Linked DNA regions of Homo sapiens: regions 1 and 3 are each linked to region 2. Evidence: chromatin contacts called from ENCODE Hi-C or POLR2A ChIA-PET data. All regions are on one chromosome and are shown on one strand. Each heading gives the region's core, a stretch centred on a gene start or an enhancer-like site at or near the end of the contact. The rest is flanking DNA. Distances are from core to core; before and after follow the strand shown. Region 1 holds the start of SEC22C (SEC22 homolog C, vesicle trafficking protein). Region 2 has its middle 25 kb from the start of TRAK1. Region 3 holds the start of NKTR (natural killer cell triggering receptor).

Evidence for each region. A loop is a pair of places that touch in the nucleus more often than their neighbours do. ChIA-PET counts read pairs that join two places held with the same protein, here RNA polymerase II (POLR2A). Pooled maps may share reads with other maps.
Region 1: a pooled map shows a loop between it and region 2 (2.5-fold over the local background). The contact joins the promoter of SEC22C here to the enhancer-like site in region 2. A Hi-C loop is called at or near these places in 2 of 50 pooled maps. POLR2A ChIA-PET finds 5 or more read pairs at or near these places in 4 of 52 experiments (OCI-LY7, PC-3, RWPE1 and 1 more).
Region 3: a loop to region 2 is called in a map of B cell, with 7 times the contacts of the local background. The contact joins the promoter of NKTR here to the enhancer-like site in region 2. A Hi-C loop is called at or near these places in 1 of 168 maps with a recorded cell type or tissue (B cell), 1 of 37 single-sample maps with no recorded cell type and 3 of 50 pooled maps. POLR2A ChIA-PET finds 5 or more read pairs at or near these places in 3 of 52 experiments (OCI-LY7, PC-3 and RWPE1).

What each region holds. Positions count from the first base shown.
Region 1 is chr3:42,580,382-42,584,889 of GRCh38, forward strand. SEC22C (SEC22 homolog C, vesicle trafficking protein) reads right to left here and starts at 1,586. Exons shown (of 7, transcript NM_032970.4): 1 at 1,465-1,586. It also overlaps a transcript of SS18L2 not described here. RefSeq lists enhancers at 1,053-1,879, 1,872-2,001 and a silencer at 1,342-1,671.
Region 2 is chr3:42,064,691-42,068,900 of GRCh38, forward strand. It overlaps a transcript of TRAK1 not described here. Among named protein-coding and RNA genes, the nearest start is that of TRAK1, 25 kb to the right of the region's middle. Within about 2 kb of position 1,926, at least 14 of the 41 ENCODE cell types and tissues checked have a DNase peak (open chromatin) inside an H3K27ac peak, as active enhancers do; they include B cell and OCI-LY7, where a contact is called at or near this core.
Region 3 is chr3:42,598,817-42,603,056 of GRCh38, forward strand. It overlaps NKTR (natural killer cell triggering receptor), which reads left to right and starts at 1,870. Exons shown (of 17, transcript NM_005385.4): 1 at 1,870-1,962; 2 at 2,168-2,248. The coding sequence starts at 2,191. It also overlaps a transcript of SEC22C not described here. RefSeq lists a silencer at 1,964-2,173.

The sequences.
Region 1 (4,508 bases), core at 336-2,835, 520 kb after region 2:
GAAGACTCAAATACACAATACAGAAGACAAAACTGAGTTGTGCCACCCTTACTGAATTCACCTTCAGCCACAGGACTTGAGAACTGGTTACCAAATCTGTAGATTCTATTAAGGCTCCAAGTTGCTTGGGGATGGAGTGAAGAGGAGGGTAGAGGTCAGTTTCGTCATTTGTTAGGAACTAAGAGGGGTAGGGAACTAAACTTGATAGGACCTTTTACACTGATAATGTTATTAAATGCTTGTAACTATAAGGTAGACATAATCTATACCGGATAGGTGGGAAAACTGCAGCTGTAAGGCTCAAGAGGTAAAGCTAGATTCAACCCAGACTTCCTTACTTCAAATATTCTAAAGCCTAGGATCTTTCCACCACATCCTTCTTCTACAAATCCAACTTTGGGAATTACAGCTACTCCCTTTCTCTAAAATAATTTCTTCTCCTTAGAGCACTAATAAGCTAATCAGAGACCTGTTGGTAGAGGAAGGAGCCTGAGATTACACTTGTTACAACTGCTCTTTATCCACTGTATTACCTTGAAGTCAGGTTGTCCTCTCTATGATCATGTTACTTTTTGAATTTAGTTGATTTCTAAGTTATTCTAAGAATAAAAAACACTGACTCCAAGATGGCTTCTGTTGCAAATGCAAACACTTAAATCAGAGCTATTAACATTGTCCAAAATGTACTTTCCAGAGGAAACACTATTTGTTTATTTAATTCTATCTGGCAACGTTAAACCATTTCCAGTTGCTTCCATTTTTCATTTTACTAAAATTATCTTTAGTGGGATCAACTCTTCTCTGCAAAATGTAATTAAATATTACCCTATATGTTGGTTCTGAGCTGTATTTTTTTCTGACCATGTCACAAATTTCACCAATTACTTTTCACACTGGCAATAGTCTTCCGTGGCTTTTATTTCTACAAACCTAATTTTTCCCCGAGTGCTTTATCCTTCTGGCTCTGGAGGTACATGTGTAAATCTGTAATGAACACAAAACCTGTAATGGAACGTCCTACACCTAGTGCTCTGAAAAGTTGGTTCAGTGTATCCAATATTTAAAGTCTAATAACACGGGCATGCTAAGGGAAGTTTGCTATTCAGATTAAACAATGCTCTGACGTGAGCTTCGTGAATGGTTAAAGAAACAATCGTCCCCTTTCTCACTCCCCATCTCTTCCAACTGGGAGAAGCCCTTGGCGCCCATCTGTCAGCCCAGGGTTCCTGCAGGCGCGTGCCTTGGGTGGCCCCGGGGTCCGGGAACAGGCTGACGGGAGAAAGGGGACAGAGGACTCCAAGAAGCCCAGTGAAGCCCCGTGGGGAGCCCCATGGTCAAGGCCGGGACTGAGGGCCGGGTGGGCCCTGGGCCGCCTCCACCTCTGGGCCCGCCCTGCGCCACACCCTAACCCGCCTGCTCTTGGCTAACGGGCCGCGGCACCCGCCTCCGCCCGCCAGCCCTCACCTCGCCCGGACGGCGGCCTTCGGAAGTCGGCGCCTGCCAGCTACCCGCCGCCTCCTCAGCAATCTTAGCCGACCGGGAGGGCTCGGCCCAGGTCACCGGCAGCCCAGGCGCAGGTAGGCCGTGGTGCGCGTGCGCGAGTCTTGAGCCACCCCACCTCCCCCCTACCCCGCATTCGCTGCTGCTAAGCGACACCCGCACCCAAACCGACCAATCCCGGCGCGCCTCCACAGCCCCCGTCCCGGCGAAGGCGCGAACGTAGTGGTTCTTAAAGGGCTGCGACCCAAACGGAGAGGGAGTGTGACGGGGGCGCGCGCCTCCCAACTTTCTTCCCACCTCCCGGCTCTCACCGCGGCGGTTTGAGATCCAAGCCTGTAATTCTCACGTCCGGAGGTGAGAAGGAGCCTTCGTGATCTAAGCTCGATTCCTGCCGGGGTAGCAACCGGACTGACGTCTGGAGGCGGGGAGGCTCCGCGTGACAGAGTGATAACGCCCGGGGCGTATGTTCTGCGGTCCGCGCGGCTGGGCGGGAGGCCCGAGATAGGCAAACCAAAGAGCACAACCTACTGCCAGCCTGGATGGGGCGCCAAAGTCCGACCCAGGGGGACACACCCCAAGCTGGGGACCGAGGCACCCACAGATGGATGACTGGCTGGAAGGAGATTAGGTAGGTAGCAGAGTCCGTCCATTTATTCATTTAGCAAGTATTGAGCACCTGCTATGTGCCAGGGGTTGTGGACAAAGCGAGGAATTCCTGACACGAAAAACTATGTTAAGAGAGGAGGCAGGGTGAGAGCACCCTTCAAACAATCAAACACCTGTATAAATACAAACTGCTCTTCAGGGAGGAGCAGGGGTTTTGGGAGAATTTACAGAAGCTTCTAGGCTGGTGTTGGGAATCACAGGAGGCTAACTAGGCAAAGGGGAGAGGAAGTGTGTTTCAGATGGAGAGATTAGCATGTATATAAGAACTCTGTGGAAGGCAGCAGAGCTCCTTTGAGGGATGAAAAGAAACCCAGAAAGGGGGAAATGGAAAGTTAGTGCTTAATAGGTACAGAATTTCAGCTGGAGAAGATGAAACAGTTCTGGAAATGGATAGTAGTGATGATCACACAACAATGTGAATGTACCAAATGCCACAGATCTGCACACTTAAAAATGGTTATGTACATTTTACCACAAAAAGAAAAGAAACTCAGAGTTTAGAGAATAAAGGAGTGGAGTGAGATCCACTAGAGCGAATAGAAGGGGCAGGACCATGTAGGATTTTATGGACCATAGTGGAAAGTTTAGGACCATAGAACACTGGTCAAAATTGCATTTTATAAAACTCACTTTGGCTGCTAAAGTGCAGATCAAAATGGAGAAGTCTCAACAGAGCTATGGTGGGACTGGCCTGGGAGCCAGTGCAGTCATCTGGGCAAGAGAGAATGGAGCTGGAGTGTGGACTAGGGTGAGAGTGAAGAAAAAGAGATCTAAGAAGGCTGCAGAGAAATGTAGGAGCAAAATCAATAGGACTTGGTGATGAGTTGGATGTGAAGGGGCGATGAAGCAGCTTCAAGGATGATGCCACTGTTCAGCCTTGGATAAATGGATGGATGGTGCAGGGATTCACAGATATGGAGAACACTGGAAGAGGAGATAAGATTGATCTTGAGCTCCATCTTAGACAAGTTGAATTTGAGGCACCTTTGAGACTTGGTTAGGATTTTGCGATGATTAGTTTTAGATGTCAACCTGACTAGGTTAAGGGATACTCAGGTAGCTGGGGGAACATTACTTCTGGGTATGTCTATGAGGGTGTTCCCAGAAGATATTGGCATTTAAGTCAATGGACTGAGTAAGGAAGATCTGTCCTCATCTAATATGCGCAGGCACCACATAATAGAACAAAAAGGCAGAGGAAAGGCAAATTCTCTACTCTGGAGTTGGGACACCCCTCTTCTGCCCTTGGCATCAGAATTCCCCGTTCCCCTAATCTCCTAACTCTAGGAGATTAGGTAGTAGAGTCCGTCCATTTATTCATTTAGCAAGTATTGAGCCTTTGGACTCCAAGACTTGTACCAGTGGTTCCCCAGGTTCTCCCGGCTTGGGCCTTGGACTGGGAGATACACCATTCAGCTTCCCTGGTTCTGAGGCCAAGTCTAAGACAGGGTAGTCTTGAACTGAAGCAGTCTACCAGCCTCCCTGGTTCTCCAGCTTGTAGATGGTCTATTGTGGGACTTCTCAGCCTCCATAACTATGTGAGCCAGTTCCCCTAATAAATCCCCTCCCATATATCTATAGATATAGATCTATATTGTAGATATATAGATATCACATTGGTTCTCTCTCTCTGGAGAACCTTGACTAATACAGATGTCAACACAGCAGGTGCATATACAGGTTGCAGGTCAATGTAGAGGTCTGGGCTGAACACAGACTTTTTTTGAGGCTGAGTCTCACTCTGTGGCCTAGGTTGGAGTTTAGTGGCACAATCTCGGCCCACTGCAACCTGCGCCTCCCAGGCTCAAGTGATTCTTCTGCCTCAGCCTCCCAAGTAGCTGGGATTACAAGCATCTGCCAACACGCCCAGCTAATTTTTGTATTTTTAGTAGAGATGGGGGTTTCACCATATTGGCCAGTTTGGTCTCGAAATCCTGGCCTCAAGTGATCTGCCCGCCTTGGCCTCCCTAAGTGCTGGGATTACAGGCGTGAGCCACCACGCCTAGCCGGGACATAGACTTTTGAAAGTCAGCATCATATGGGCGGAAATCGAAGTGGGGCTTACATAGCCAGAGAAAAATTACAAAATGAAAACTGAAGAGAATTGTGATACAGTCTAAGATAGCCTCCAGGGTTCACCACCTCCTGGGATTTATACCCTTGTGTAGTCCCCTCCCACAATGAGTCTCTGATAATGAGGGTAGGTCATAACAGGCACAAAGAAGGAGAAAAACCAGGAGATTCAGGGTTGGTAAAGGCAATTGAAAACCCTGTAGCATAAGTGCTCTTCAAATATGGGGAATTGGGGCCAGGTGTGGTGGCTCACACCTATAATCCCAGCA
Region 2 (4,210 bases), core at 676-3,175:
AATGATTTGTGAATTAATTTTACCATAGAATAGTAAGGGTATATTTTTAATGGGTTAAGTAGCTATACTTAAAAAATACATGCCAGGCATGGTGGCTCACACCTGTAATCCCAGCACTTTGGGAGGCCGAGGCGGGCAGATCACGAGGTCAGGAGATCAAGACCATCCTGGCTGACACGGTGAAACCCTGTCTCTACTAAAAATAACAAAAAATTAGCCAGGCATGGTAGCAGGTGCCTATAGTCCTAGCTACGCAGGAGGTTCAGGCAGGAGAATGGCGGGAGGCTGAGGCAGGAGAATGGTGTGAATCCGGGAGGTGGAGCTTACAGTGAGCTGAGGTCGCGCCACTGCACTCCAGCCTGGGTGACAGAGCAAGACTCTGTCTCAAAACAAACAAACAAACAAACAAAAATTAGCTGGGCATGGATGCACACACCTGTAACCCCAGCTACTCTGGAGTCTGAGGCACGAGAACTGTTTGAACCTGGAAGGTGGAGGTTGCAGTGAGCCAAGATTGTGCCACCGCACTCCATCCTGGGCCACAGAGCGAGACTCCCATCTCAAATAAATAAATAAAATAAGATAAATAAAAATACAGATTGAGTATCCCTTTGCCAAAATGCTTGGAACCAGAAGTGTTTTAGATTTCAGATTCTTCTGGAATTAAGAATATTTGCATTATACTTGCGGATTGAACATCCCAGGTTTGAAATTCTGAAATCCAAAATACTTCAATGAGTATTTCCTTTCAACACCATGCCAGTGCTCAAAAGTTTTGGATTTTGGAGCATTTTGGGTTTTGAATTTTCAGATTTGGGGTACTCAGCTTGTGATTATGTTGCGTAAAGGCTATTCAGTTTGATATTAATCAGACAATATCAAACTGAATAGCCTTTACCCAACATAATTGGGCCACAGAATTGTGGAAGTACTGGAATAGTTTTATTTATTTTTTAAGAAACAGGGTCTCATTTTGTTGTGCAGGCTGGAGTGCAGTAGTGCCATCATGACTCACTACAGCCTCGACCTCCTGGGCCCAAGCTATCCTCTCACCTCAGCCTCCCAAGTATCTGGGACTATAGGCGTGTACCACCACACCTGTCTCATTCTTAATTTTTTTATAGAAATGGTGTTCCACTATGTTTCCCAGGCTGGTCTCCAACTCCTGGGCTCAAGTGATCCACTCGCCTCAACCTCCCAAAGTGCTGGGATTATAGGCTTGAGCCACCACACCTGGCTATCTCTTGAATCCTAACTCCATGTTGAGCTTTTAAAGGGTTTTCTTATTCCTTGTGCCAAAAATGCCTTTTCTACCCTTCCAACAGAACAAACCCCTATTAAAGTTTTAGTTGAGGCTGGGTCCAGTGGCTCACGCCTGTGATCCCAGCATTTTGGGAGGCTGAGGCAGGCAAATCACTTGAGGCCAGGAGTTCAAGACTGGCCTGGCCAACATGGCAAAACCCCGTCTCTGCTAAAATTCCAAAGATTAGCCAGGCATGGTGGCACACACCTGTAGCCCCAGCTATTTGGGAGGCTGAGGCACGAGAATCTCTTGATTCTCGGAGGCAAAGGTTACAGTGAGCTGAGATTGTGCCACTGCACTCCAGCCTAGGCAATAGAGTGAGACTCTGTCTCAAAAAAAAGAAAAGTTTTAGTTGTGAAGGGGAAGCTCTGAAGTGTGTTAGAACCCCTAAGTCCATGGAGGGATTCACTTGCTCTGAAATGGGATGGTCATGGAGAGAGAGAGAGAGAGAGCACCCAGCGTGGGAAGGCTGGGTGTGGACATCGACCCCCACCCCCACCCCAAGCAGCAAGGTCATGAGCCGTGCAGAAGTGGGACCTTCCGCCGTTGGTGCTTCTGGAAGTAGTGCCCAGCAAGGACCAGTGAGGAGCTAGTATTCCTTAGCTTAGGCACGGCTCAGTCCTCCCTGCCTACCATGCATGCAGTTTGTAGCCTGTGTGTTTCCTGTTTTCATTTCCTATCTTGCTATTACTTTTATGCATTGGCTTATCACAGCCCACTCACTCTAAGGCCATCTTGCCATCCCATGACATGGTCACTGAAGGCCCAGCTGTCACTGTTTATTCACTTGGTGTGTACATGACTGTTTGGACCCGTTTCCTAGTAACGGCCCTGTTAATTTCAATGAGAAAGGCTAATGGGGTGCCTTTTTCAGGGGCTGGGGGGAGGGATGATGTGCTCCCTTTAGCCCCTCTGTGTCTTTGGTCCTTGACCTCACTGTTTCCTGGGGGATTCTTATACAGAGGCTCTTGGCTTCTTCTCTCAATACCACACATTCCTAATTATTTGTGCTACTTCTTGAGTAATCTTGAGGTCTGCTTTGGATTACTTATCAAAAGTGGCTGATAAAATTTGAGCTGTCGTTTCCCAGATGTGTGTGTTAGTGCTTCGTAGAGAATTTCTTCTTTGTACTCAAGTTGATTTAAGTCTAGAATCTGACTTTTAATTGTGGACCAAGCAAAACCCCCTTGCCTCTCTAGGGATTATTTAGAATTAATAAAATCAAGTACTTTTTCACACGAGCCTGAAGGAATTGTTAACTGAAGGAACTTTTATGTGATACAGTTTGTTCTGAAAATTAGGTATTTAAGGACTTTGTCAATTATGGTTAAGCACATTTTTTATTAAAAAGAACAAGATATGTAGCTAAGTGGCTGTGTCCGGGCTGAGATGTTTCTTCTCACTCGATCCTACAGTGAAGTCAAAATATAGTGACAGATTCAGTTTCCATAGCTGCAGAATCTGTTTTCAAAAACACAAGGCTGTGATTTCACTGTAGTTCAGTGCACATTGAGAAGCTAATATGGAAATAGAAATGAAACTTTTCAAAATACATGCCTTAAAACAAAAACTTCCAGTTCCCCTTTAGTGCTTAGATGAGATTTTTTTTTTTTTCAGGCTTTGTAAGTTTTGCAGATTAATTTCAGAAGTTGACGGCAATGTGATCCTGGTGGACTGTCATTCTGTAGTGTTAGTCAGGAAGCCCCTCACACACTTTCTTCTCATTTCCTAATGCGACAGTTGGTTCAGTGAATATCCATTGTGCTTTATAGGTTGATATTGATATGTTTGTAATTGGCCTATCACGTAGTTAGTTTTTTTTTCTTTTTTGGCAATCACCTTTTTCCATGTGAATTTTCAAAAAATGTATTTATTTATTTAGAAGCAGGATCTTATGGCCAGGCGCAGTGGGTCACTCCTGTAATCCCAGCACTTTGAGAGGCCGAGGCGGGCAGATCATCTGAGGTCAGGAGTTCGAGACCAGCCTTGCCAACATGGTGAAACTCCGTCTCTACAGAAGTACAAAAATTAGCCGGGCGTGATGGTGGGTGCCTGTAATGGGAGGCTGAGGCGGAAGATCCCTTGAACCTGGGAGGCGGAGGTTGCAGTGAGCCAAGATCATAATCACTGCACTCCAGCATGGGCAAGAGAGCGAGACTCTGTCTAAAAAAAAAAAAGAAGAAACAGGATCTTACTCTGCCACCCAGGCTGGAGAGCAGCAGTGGTGTGATCATAGCTCACTGCAGCCTTGAACTCCTAGGCTCAAGCGATCCTTCTACTTTAGCCTTTCAAGTAGCTGGGACTACAGGTGTGCCACCACGTCCAGCTAACTTTTTTTCTTTTTTAATCTTTTGTAGAGACTGAGTTTCACTATGTTGCCCAGGCTGGTCTCGAACTTTTGGCCTTAAATGATCCTTCAGCCTTGGTCTCCCGAAGCACTGTGATTACAGGCATGCCACTGCATGTGGTCCATTAGCTGTAGTTAAGAGAAAAGAGTTGGGTTGGTTATTTTCAGTGCCTTGGGCATAAAGAGTGAATCATTAAGTTCATTTTGCACTCTTTGAGTTTTACCGTGTTCCAGGCACTGAGGACACAACAGTGAACTAAAACAGGTAGAAGTGAGTCTTTAAGGAATGAAATATAATTCGTCTCTACTTGAAATTTGCACATAGTCTGTTTGTAGGACAATACCTATTGAAATAGGGTCTCCATTTCGCCAACAAGTTAACCCTTACTACTTATGGGAAATTACCTCAGTGGTAACTGTAGAGCAGTCATTTATTGAACATTAACTGTATGCTTAGAGTGCATTTTTCTTTACATTATTGTATTAGCTCGTTTAATCCTTGTAACAGCTTCCCATTTTATAGATGAGAAAACTGAGGGTTGTAGGGGTTAACTGATTTT
Region 3 (4,240 bases), core at 620-3,119, 530 kb after region 2:
GGTACTGAGGGTTGTACAACCGTGTGAAATACAGTTAATGCCAGCGAACTGTACACTTAAAAATGGTTAAAATGGCAACTTTCACATAATGTGTATATATATCTATAGATCTATAGATATCTAGATATCTGTAGATCTATAGATCTATAGATAGATTTTTTTTGTTTGAGACGGAGTCTCGCTCTGTCACCCAGGCTGGAATGCAGTGGACCGATCTCGGCTCACTGCAAGCTCTGCCTCCCAGGTTCACGCCATTCTTCTGCCTCAGCCTCCCGAGTAGCTGGGACTACGGGCGACCGCCACCACGCCCGGCTAATTTTTTGTATTTTTAGTAGAGAAAGGGTTTCACCGTGTTAGCCAGGATGGTCTCGATCTCCTGACCTCGTGATCCGCCTGCCTCGGCCTCCCAAAGTGCTGGGATTACAGGCATGAGCCACCACGCCCGCCCATGTAATGTGTATTTTATAGTTTAAAAAAAAAACTTATAAAATAGTGTGGTACTCAGACACAGATCATTGGAACAAAAATCCAGAAACAGACCCACACATATATGGTCACAAGGCGAAGGTAATTCAATGTATAAGAGTCTTTTCAGGCCGGGCGCGGTGGCTCACGCCTGTAATCCCAGCACTTTGGGAGGCCGAGGCGGGCGGATCACGAGGTCAGGAGATCGAGACCATCCCGGCTAAAACGGTGAAACCCCGTCTCTACTAAAAATACAAAAAATTAGCCGGGCGTAGTGGCGGGCGCCTGTAGTCCCAGCTACTTGGGAGGCTGAGGCAGGAGAATGGCGTGAACCCGGGAGGCGGAGCTTGCAGTGAGCCGAGATCCCGCCACTGCACTCCAGCCTGGGCGACAGAGCGAGACTCCGTCTCAAAAAAAAAAAAAAGAGTCTTTTCAACAAACGGTAATGGAACGACTGTATATCCCAATAGGAAAATGTTGACACTTACTTGACAACATAAGCAAAAATTAATGATATTAGATCATATCATAGACTTACACGTTAAAGACTATGTAAAACATATATGAGAACACAGAATATCTTCAAGAACTTGAGGTAGGCAGAGATTTCCTAGCACAGGAAAAGCACAAACCATTAAAATATAAAACTGACCAATTGACTTAATCAGAATTAAAAACTTCTTTGCCAAAAACGTCAAAACAATGAAACGACAGGCCCAGATTGGGAAAAAGACTTCGCAATCATTTATGTAACAAAAGATTTTCATTCAGAGCATACATATATCTAACAAAACATTTGTATCCAGAACTGTTAAACACGAAGGACCAGATTTAAAAACGGGCAGAAGACTGGAACTGAAACTTCACAAAAGATGCAGAATGGTCAGTAAGCACAGGACAAAAACGGTGCCAGTGACGCTGGTGCCAAAGCGGGAAGGAACGCATTCTTCAGCCTAAAAGACCTAACAGTAGGACACGGACATAACCACTCCCGGCCAAAAAGAACACAGAGCAACACAACGTCTTGGCTAACGAAAACTCAAAGCCTCAATTCACTCAGTTCCTTCACAGCGCTCGGAAACAGAGAAGTCTCGCGGTATCGGAAAATGCGCGGCGCTCACAGCCACACCTGACGAGATGGAGGGCGCAGGCGCATCCACGGCTTTCAGATTGGGCGACTGACTTCAAAGGGGGGGGCAAACAGGGAACGCGCAGGTATAGGAGCGCTGGCTGGAGGCTCCTCGAGAGCTCCCCAGACACGCCCCCGTGCGTACGCCCCCGTGCGTACGCCCCCGCTGCCGCCACCTTCGGTTGACCACCCCCATCTAGACTGTACTCTCGCGGTATTTGTCCCGACTCTCGCGGGGTTTAGCGTGGCATTGGGAGGCCCGGCCTGGGGGAGGAGACGGCGTTCCGTTAGCGGCGTTGGGGTTTGGCTGCAGTGGCAGTGCTTTCTCTTCTGCTCACGGGGACCCGCTCAGGCTGGAGGCCAGCCAGGTGAAGAGCTCGCCCGCATGCGTGCGCGCTGCGTGGGAGCCGCGAGGCCCGGGGCGGGAGGGGGCCTCGTCTTGGCCTCCTGCGCTGTCGCGACGGGCCGGCGTGAGGCACCGTGGCGCGGACTTCGTCTCAGCCCCGCCCTCGCCCCTGCCCTCGCCCCCGCCCTCGCCCCTGCCCTGACCGCTTTTCTCCCCCTCTCTCCCAGCTCTTGCCGCCACCTCGGTCGCGATGGGGGCGCAGGACCGGCCGCAGTGCCACTTCGACATCGAGATCAACCGGGAGCCGGGTGAGCTGGAAACTGGGGAGCGCTGCTGGGGCCGAGGCCTGCCTTGGCGAAGGGGAGGGGTCTACCCTCAGCAACCCTCCCCCGGCCTTTTTGGGAGCGGGTAGGAGGCGCAGGCAACTTTCCGTTTTCTCTTGAGAGAAAATCAGTGGGAGAGGAAGGTGGCCTGGGCACACCCCTAACTCGCAGTCCGGGCCTCTTCCTGCCAAACCCCACACACCCCGCTGCATCTCCGGACTGAGTCCTCGTAGCCAGCCTGGCGCCAAGAAAAGGAGGTGCAGTTCTTTGAGGACTTTTTCTCTCCCAGTGTCTCCGTGAGGCAGACACTCCCGATCCGATTTCCGGTTATCTTGCTTGGTGCTATGAAGTTTCAACTAGTAGGAAATATTGTGTGTTTCCTAATCACGATATATCACTAATATGTTAATTTTGCCTCTATTTTTCCTTAAGAATCTTTAGCTAGAATTTCGTGGTTCCTGGGAAAATGGCTTAGTGAAGATCTTTTGTGATAAACCAGAGCATTTTGTACCAGCAGAATTGCAGCATGCATGCACTTAGCATTAATGTTTGTCTTTAGGGAATCCAGACATTTGTTAGTGTATTTTTTTTAAATGAAACATTTCCTTCTAAAGCATAGTTATTTCATTCTAAGTAGCAGAGCGTGCAGGGTTTCAAACTGTTTTCTTAGCTTTTTTTGTTATCCGTGACAAAAGTTTTAATTGGAGACATATATATATGTGTTGTCTTTGTGCAACATCTTGTTCTGCATATTCTTATGAGAGCCTGCTACTGTTCTAGGGTCTGGAGATAGAGCAGCGCATAAAACAAAGGCCTCTTCCTTTTATAGTTTATATTCTATTGGGGGGAAGACGGACAACTAGGAAAAAAATAACAGTGACTTGTAGTTGGGATACTATTTTAATAAGTTGGTCAGACAAGGCCATTTTGAGAAGATGAGATTTAAGCAGGTATCAGAAGGAGATGAAGTGAGCCGTATTTAAGAAGAGCATTCGTGGTAGAGGGAAACAGCACAGCCCTGAGGTGAGGAGTAGTATACAGTCAGGCGCCAAATGACATTTCTATCTTTAACAATGGTCTTATATATAATACCTTTTTTTGGTAACTTTTTAATGTTTAGCTGTGTTTAGATATACAAATACTTCATTGTGTTAAAGTTGCCTACGGTATTCAGTGGAGTAACATCCTGTACAGGTTTGTAGCCTAGGAGCAAATAGACTATATAGCTTAGGTGTGTAGTAGGCCGTACCATCTAGGTGTGTTTAAATACATTCCATGATGTTCACACAATGACGAAATTGCCTAATTACACATTTCTCAGAATCCGTCCTGGTTATTAAACAATGGAGGACTGTACTTGCATGTTTGAGGGACAGCAGGGTGCCCAGTGTGGCTGGAGTAGAAGAGGAAAGAGAATAGTAAGAAATGGCCTGTAGGACTGACTCAGTGAGGTAGGAAGATATTAAAGGGTTTCGAGCAAAGGGATGAGATAATCCTGGAAATTTGGTTGCCTTCTCTCTCTTTTTAATGTTTTTAGCCTTGATTGATCTTTTTTTTTTTTTTTTTTAAATAAGTGTTACTAGAAAGCCTTGATGGACCTTAATCTTTATTTTGTAGTGAATCCATGCTTTAGATAACAGGGTTATTTTCTATTAAGAATTAAAAATAGCTCACGCCTGTAATCCCAGCACTTTGGGAGGCAGACGCGGGTGTATCATTTTGAGGTCAGGAGTTCGAGACCAGCCTGGCCTACATGGCGAAACCCCATCTCTACAAAAAATAAAAAAATTAGCTGGGCATGGTGGCTCTCTTAGTTTTTGCCTGTAGTCCCAGCTATTTGGGAGGCTGAGACTGAAGGACTGCTTGAGCCTGGGAAGCAGAGGTTGCAGTGAGTAGAGATTATACCACTGCATGTCAGCCTGGGTGACGGAGTGAGACCCTGTCTCAAAAAAAAAAAAAAAGAAAAGAAAAGAAAAA